Regions from separate parts of the Homo sapiens genome. Here region 2 is linked to region 1. The links are chromatin contacts, found by Hi-C or POLR2A ChIA-PET in ENCODE. All regions are on one chromosome and are shown on one strand. The core of a region is the stretch at or near the end of the contact, and the rest is flanking DNA. Distances in the headings are between cores, read along the strand shown.

What was found. Hi-C counts contacts between places; a loop is a spot of excess contacts on that map. ChIA-PET counts read pairs that join two places held with the same protein, here RNA polymerase II (POLR2A). Pooled maps may share reads with other maps.
Region 2: a pooled map shows a loop between it and region 1 (7-fold over the local background). The contact joins two enhancer-like sites. A Hi-C loop is called at or near these places in 2 of 168 maps with a recorded cell type or tissue (cardiac septum and heart left ventricle) and 5 of 50 pooled maps. POLR2A ChIA-PET finds 5 or more read pairs at or near these places in 4 of 52 experiments (BJ, activated CD8-positive, alpha-beta memory T cell, activated T-cell and 1 more).

What each region holds. Positions count from the first base shown.
Region 1 is chr2:144,412,298-144,416,311 of GRCh38, reverse strand. The region is part of intron 4 of ZEB2 (zinc finger E-box binding homeobox 2); the gene reads left to right. Among named protein-coding and RNA genes, the nearest start is that of QTMAN, 82 kb to the right of the region's middle. Within about 2 kb of position 1,856, at least 10 of the 41 ENCODE cell types and tissues checked have a DNase peak (open chromatin) inside an H3K27ac peak, as active enhancers do.
Region 2 is chr2:144,491,133-144,495,146 of GRCh38, reverse strand. All of the region lies in intron 2 of ZEB2 (zinc finger E-box binding homeobox 2), which reads left to right. Among named protein-coding and RNA genes, the nearest start is that of ZEB2-AS1, 26 kb to the left of the region's middle. Within about 2 kb of position 1,911, at least 2 of the 41 ENCODE cell types and tissues checked have a DNase peak (open chromatin) inside an H3K27ac peak, as active enhancers do.

The sequences.
Region 1 (4,014 bases), core at 607-3,106:
CGTAGTTCAGCAGGGTAAGAATGATACAAGTGTAAGGGACAGAGATGGAAGTGATGATTTCAAGTTCCAAGGTGAACTGAGGTAAATAAAATCAGAATGGGTAAAAGGGACTAGGAAACTTTTCAGGGCCTGATTGTCACATTGAAGTACACGTTTCAAGGGAATGAGAAACTGGATGATAGGCAAGGGGAGAAAGTAGAAATCAGAGAGCGAAAGTTCGCGGTTCTGGTTCTTGTCCCAGGGTTAGCCCAGGAGCAAGTGTGGCCATCCATGTTGCTGGATTAGAGAAAGCCTAAGCACTGTGAAGCCAGGTTCTGCATGGACTATCTATTAAGTGATGAAGTTTCCCAGAATGCAATGGCATCCTGTGGGAAATGTAATCATGGGACAGGCGTCATTTTGCTTGCAGTATACAGGCAATGTCCTAAAACATGACGGTGAAAATGGATGACTTTCGACTTCGACTTCAAACCATTACAGCTACAGAGTGGAAACAATTTGAGGGTAGAGGTTAGGTCTGCTCTTCTCCATAATCCCTCTCAGAGGATGCAGTGGTTTATACAGTGTTAATGGTTCATAACCAGGGTATTTGTTGAATTAATGAATAAATAAACAAAGAAATAAATGATGAGTGAGTTGACGAAACAGGAACATTGATTGGAAGCAGTAGCGTGAATTAAGGAGTTTGTTGACCCTTCCTCTTTGTTCTGTGAGTCATAACAAATGAAAGCAGGAATGGCCCTGTGGAAAAGGTCTGTAAGGGATGGGTTATTATCAGGGGATGACACAGTTTCATTTAGTCTGAAGAAGTGGAACACATGTAGGAGGATATAATTAAGCATGGGAGGAAAATAACGAGTAATATGTGAAATGGGAAAGCAAAATGAACCGGGAATAAAGTTCTTTTTTGGTTTCTAGTCCAAAGTTAAGCTTGAGGCATTTCTTGTTTACTATAACCACAAAATATCTAATATCTGCTAACTAATAACTAATACCTGCTATTTTAACAGATGTTAAAATAATACCTAATAAAAATTCACCTTTGCAAGGTGCTATGGAAAGTTATTCTTTATTGAGCGCCTTTAGAAACTTGATTACAAATTAGAAACAGTCAAATTAGGAAATACAATCCTTAAATATTAAATGGAAATTTTAAATAAGCATCTTGAACAGAGAATTTGAAAAACTTTTATGTGTTCTCTTTGCCCCACTAGACCCAGCTCTGGATTACCCAGTTAAAAAAAAAAATGTAAGAATAAAACAAGTGTCTAGGATTCAGAGGAATGGGGACATTTAAAAAAAAAAAAGAAAAAAAGTAAAAATTTTCTACACACACATATACAAACACACACACACACACACATACACTCTGAAGTGGGCATTTTAACTGACTTCCCCCCATATTCATTGTATGGTGTAATAATGTTGCTATTTAGAATTGCTTATAATGTCATTGTGATCGTTTCAGTATGTAGGGCCTGTTCAAATGGTACCAAGTCAGGCATGATGAAAAACTAAAAAGATGAGGTTCTCTCTTTTCTTGCCTCTTTCTCTCATGTTGAGTCATTATGGTGCAGTAGAAAGAGCAGTGGGTGAAGAGTCAGGATACATAAATCCTACATACAGCTCTTCCAGAAATTACTTGTGCAACTTTGTATGAATCACTAACCTCACTGTACCTTAGTTGTAACATCTGTTAAATGAGGAAATCAGGCTAGAAATTTTGAACTCCACCCCACCCTGCCCTTTCTTCTAATGAAATTTTACTGGAAGCATGAACAAAAAAATTACTGGACCGCACTAGCCGTCATGGGATGGGAGGCTCTCGGGGGCCCTGCCTCACGATAACATACACAGGGCCAGCTTCCTGGGTCTGGGACCTGCACAGTCGCACAGGGCCCAGCACTGAGAAGGGCTGCTTGGTTGGCTCTGCAGTTGCTGTCTTGAAGCTCTTGACAATTTTTGAATGAGGGGCCCAACATTTTCATTTTACACTGGGCCCCACCAACCATATAGCCAGTCCTGTTCATGTCTCACAAAATACATGAGAAGAATAGCAGAGTACAAGCTAGGATGGGAAGTGGTGGAATCAGAGAGGCACTGCTTCAAGTATTGAACAGAAATGCCAGTTAGGTCTAAGTTTACAGGATCCTTCTTTGGGTGTCTCCAGAGCAATTGAACCCCAAGTAAAGATCCAGATCTAGACTGAAAATCTTGCCTCAGCAAGAAATACAGTGGTGCCAGGTGTAACTCCCCTAAACTGATAATATTAGTATAAGGTTGGCAGCCTAGCCAGCAATTAAGTCTCTTTAACCATCAATTCTGTGCATCGCATCGTTAGCATAGGGGAAAGTGGGGGAAAGAAGAACTTTTTTTACTTTCACTATCCTCTTGGTTTAATAACTCTCAATTTCTCCTGTTCCTCTTAACATGGAGCTTAAATTAAAACTTTTAAATTAGTTAGCTTTCTTATATCAGTAACAGAAGCGATACAAGTTTGATTATAACGTATTTCTCTGCAAGAGTTGAGTGGATATATAATGTTAATCAATTGTACAAAATCAGTTTATCAGATAATTCAGTTAGTACCTAAATACTTAACAAGGAGGGAATCATACTATTACAAAGTATGTCATATTCTTCTTGGTTGTATCTATCACATTTTTATAGGTTGGAAGAGTTTTGTCTGCCAGTCAGACATCTGTCAGGGAAGTCATTATTTTTTAATTTCTTAGTTAACTTCATACATTGAGTTTTTAAAAATAAGGTGGAGAAAGAGATAGGTTTGGAGGAGAGAAAAATAGAAGTAGTGCTTGGCAGGTGAGACGGGGGATGATTTTCAGACTATAATCAGTGAACGCCAAGAAGAGCCTGTTCACTTCCTGGCTAATGAATGCTGTTGTTTTATTAGCTTTGTTTGCGATTAGGAGCAGCTATCTTCACTTCACAGCAAGTGTTCCCACAAGAAATAACTGATATTTCAAGCTTCTTGAGTGCCTCCTTCATTCATTCAACAAATATTTAATAAGCGCTGTTTTGCTTGTGATGTTGTCTGGGGTTTCCAGGCACTTCCAAAATATTTTCTCTTAATCTGCATGTTTGTTTTCCCCATCAGAAAGCTGTGTTGTTTTGAGTTTTTAATTGAAAAGAATACAGATAAAATTCTCTAGGCCTAGCCAGTAAAGAAAAAGCAAACTGATTAAAGTAATTAATTAATTGAAATTATGGAATTCTGGAACTTTGAGGACACCCCAGAAAGCACACCCTGGCTCATTTTACAGATGAGGAAATTGAAATTCAAAAACATGAAATAACTGAGCCAAAATGAGGAGTCCAAGGACCCTGAACCTTGCCTAATCATTCAATTATTGCATAATAACTGTGACCCAGGCACTATGCTAGGTGCTGGTGACACAAAGCTGAATAACATATGGTTCATTCTTTTATCAGCTCACAGACACGTAAGAGAAAGATTACGATGGGATGTGATCAATTCAATGATTGAGACACACAGATGACATTCAGTAAGTGAAGAAGGAAGTCTATGTGAACTCAGGCTGAGATAGTCAGGAAAGCTACCTAATAATAATAATATGGGACCAATTGTGCTTCTCTCCAAAATCATGTTATGAATGTCTCATTTAGCCATGCGAGGCAGAGGATTGAATTTGTAGAGTTCTTAAATTGGACAAGGGTCAGAATTTCGTGAAAGACTTGTTAAAACACAGATTGCTGGTTCCATAGGTTTGGATGGGCCCCAATAATTTGCATTTCAAGCAAGCTCCCAGATGATACGGATGCCACTGACTTTTGAAAATCACTGACTGTCCTGAGCATTCTTAGGTTTCACGTGTCTCTACATAAAGCATAAGAAAAGAGCATTGAATTGCTGGGCAAAATCACCTTACTTCATCAACTCCTCTAAATTATAATAAACTAGTCTATCTTTTTGGTAATATGCCAATTCCAAATTTTTAGGTTACACAGTAATGTGAAAGACAAGTGCATATTGTC
Region 2 (4,014 bases), core at 662-3,161, 79 kb before region 1:
AACCTGCATAGACTAGTTTAACTAAAATGAAGAATTTCCTTGCTTGGAGCAGTTCAAGGACCGAACATAGCAAAACTGTGTGATTTAAATGAAATATTCAGAGTGGTCAACATAAATACACATGTAGACAAGAGATAGTATATGTGTGTGTGTATACACTGAGGTTACTTCTTGAAGAAATAGGCATTTTTTCCTTTCTTTTTGCTTTTTCTTTCTTTTCTTTTTCTGAGTAAAGGACCCCAGAGATTGTCTTTCACTTTGAAAACAATCTCTAATATCAGGAAAATGCGCTGTTTGTTTATGCGTACATAATGCAAGTTTGTCCGCCTGGGAACTGCAGCAAATGGGAGAAGTATGCATGGATTTCACAGGTAACAGGATTACGTGGGCACATAATTGATCCATTTGGAGAAAAAAAATGACAGTGCTCTAAAGATGCCTAGGCTTTGGAGATGGAGTTTATGAAACAGGCATTTGTAAATTCAAAGGAATCAATATGTCAATTTTATTACATCTCAGAACCAGCTGGGCATTAAAGGAACAGTAGCCTTAAAAAAAATTACAGCTGCATATTCCTACGTTGTCTACCTTTCTTAAAGGCCCTAGAATTTAAGGAAATGAACTTAGAGATGTGTACCTTTTCAGAAATGAATTTACATTGTCCAAAGAGAACAACAATTTAACATTATGTCAGTTATCAACCTAAAAATTTGATTGAAATGTCTGCCTTATCATTACAATTGAAGTCTATTAATAGATACAGATAATAAGCAGAATAGTGATTTTCACATAGGTTGCACTGTCAAGGATTCATTGGAATTCATATTTGCATTGTGCTTTTCAACAGTCTAGATTTTACCTCTTCACTGATGATAGGACATAGTTTAAGAGCTAGCCTTTGGGTGTCCCACAGAATTGGGTCTGTGCATGTGTGAAATATTCCTGTTTTATTAGAGTTTTTGACAATCTATTTTTTTTTTTTTTTTTTTTTTTTTGAGACGGAGTCTCGCTCTGTCGCCCAGGCTGGAGTGGAGTGGCGCGATCTCGGCTCACTGCAAGCTCCGCCTCCCGGGTTCAGGCCATTCTCCTGCCTCAGCCTCCCGAGTAGCTGGGACTACAGGTGCCTGCAACCACGCCCGGCTAATTTTTTGTATTTTTAGTAGAGACAGGGTTTCACTGTGTTAGCCAGGACGGTCTCGATCTCCTGACCTCGTGATCCGCCCGCCTCGGCCTCCCAAAGTGCTGGGATTACAGGCGTGAGCCACTGCGCCTGGCCGTTTTTGACAATCTAAAAAGACCAAGCTATTTTAAATTATTAAGTTCCTAAATAATAGGATTTGGACAGCAGCCATAAGAGAGGTGAATGGGATGGGAATTTAAGATACTATTTTAATATCACAAAGAGGTTACACAACTAAGGATGAAAGTTAGAAGCTATGAATTGGTCCACATACTCTGCATGTGCTGTCTGCTAGAGGCTGCAAGGCGAGCTGCTTCACTGTTTCATGTTCCAATCTCCACCACCCAGACTCCTGCTCCAATAACATCTCTAGATCTATTCACTTGTAACAAATGGAGCCCAGTTCTCCTCCCTCCCCAAGGAGGCCAGACACTCGATATAATGAAAAGAACACAGGATTCAGACCCAAACAAATTTGTGTCCACATTCTGATTCTGCCATTTACTCTCCATGCCATGTGCCCCTGGGTGCGTTTCTTAACCACTCTGAACTTCGGTTCTTAATGCTTAAAAATGGGGAGCAGTATTTGTTTTATAGAATCTTTGGGAGTATTACACAAAATTCTAAAGACAGTGTCTGGAGCCTAGAAAACGCTCACTAAATTCTGATTATGACTGTTTCAAGGTGTGACTAATCAGGATGCCAGGAACCCTACGATGGAGGCACTTCAGTTTCTGGGCCTTGCTGAAACATTCTTGAAAAGAGGAAACAATAACCGTAGCCTGAGATATTCGTTCCTTTTTTTTTTACTCTTTGGAGAGTACTTAAAAAAAGAAGAAAAAAGAAATAGTCATAGTGATTGGCATGCTATTCTACCTCTACATTTCCAGGAAATATACATGGTACTTTTTCTTATAGAAACAGCATCTCCTCCAAAAAGAATACATTCTGAGATGACTTTTGTCACAGCACTTAAAATATCTGATTCCTATTTGTCTCCCCACAAATGTGTAAATGGCTTGAGGGCAGTCTTGCCCATCTCAGCTCAGGCCATGACATACAAAAATTGTTTCGTTAAAGCAAAGGTATAATGAATACAGCGGGTATATTAAAGATTCAGTATACATTATCATATGTAGAAAAAAGCTTTGGGTAACTTTATGTCAGATTCCCTACCACCATATTAATAACTTTTTGAAATTCACTTTGTGACAGCTATGTTATTTTGAATACTTGAGTGGGTTTGCTTTTTGTTTTTGTTTTTGTTTTTAGTTTGTATTTAAATCAACTGGCTCTCTGCCTTTCTCAATGACACCTTTGAGACTTGGGAGTCAGGGAGGCAGAGAGGCAGTGTGGGTGCTCGGAAGAGTGTAGGCTTTGGACATCTGGGCTCAAATTTGGTTTCTACTTTCATACAAGCCATAAGACCTGTAGCAAGTTGTTCAGTCTAACTGCATCTCTGCTTCTCATAATAATACTCATGTTATAGGGCAGTTGGGAAGAAATACTGGTAACAGGTAAAGTGCCAAGCACATAGTAGGTGATTAATGTTCTGTCCCCTTCCTCCACTCTTCTTTGTCACTTGAGCATTCACTTTGGGTTGGCATTTAGTGAGCTCCTTCTGCCCGTCAACAAGTCAATCAACATTTAATACATACCATGGGTAGATATCTTACCCCTGTTCCAAATTTCATTATGAAAATTGGGCTATTTTCTACTCAAGGAAATGAGCATGCAGAAGTACCTTCTGTACTTAGAATCACAATCATTTTAGCTATTTTCCGCTTAATCTGACGGTTTCTTTGTTCCCATCATCTTTTTTAGTGAAGCACTTTGGTGTTTCTGCAATCCTTTGCTATCATTCTGTGCTTGGGTATCTCAGATCTCTCTTCTCCCCCGATCCTTTGAAGACATCAGAAAAGAAGAAGCACAAGGTCTCTTGACTATACGTTTGCCACACAACTGTGTGGATTGGTTAGTTAATAGAGTTGATTAAAACACTTTGTTTGATTCTGCTTAAGCATACCAGAAATACATTCAAAATCTACAGCTACAAAATGTAAAGAAGGTAGTCCAAATATAGTACTACATAATGAGGCTCCCTGTTGGTAGTATATAAAGCAGTTTAGAGTATAGCTTCAAATTCTAATGAAGATCATTTTAAATCTTGCACTGAATTGTGAATTTAAAATTCCCATGTTCTCCATAAGTATCTGAAGAGGGGCATGTAAATACCATAAGTGAATTAATTACTGCCTTAAGTTGGTAAAGCATGTGTGAATCCAAACTTTATTCTTGAACTTGCACTTCTCTTCCCAAGGTTTTTTGAACCATTTCCTATATGCTGAGTTCTGAGTACCTATTTAACTACTGAGGACATATGAAGAAGGTAGTTTTCTTTGCATGGATTAAATGTTTCAATCTCTGAAAATCACCACCACCACAACAAAAAGTCTGCCCGGCACCATCTACATGTACATGATGAAATTCCTAAAGCAGAAAAGATATATTTATAATCTGAAACTTATAAAAACATGACAAACTGTTACCTTCACTTTTGTGCCCCCTTTTTTCATTAACAGTATTAGGTCGTTTTTTTTTTTTTTTTTCTCTTGAGAAGAAACGAAAGACGAAGTGGCAAGAATATCTTTCACTTTTGCTCACGTTTTGGTGGTGTAATATTGGGACCACTGAAGTAATTGGACAACTTTTCCGAGCTGACTCTTCTGAAGTAAACCCAAGGCAAAGGGAAAATGGAGCTGCTGCTAGGCTCAACTGATGGCGCCCACATGGCGCCCACCCCAGCTCCTTCAGAGACTCCATCATTTCCACAG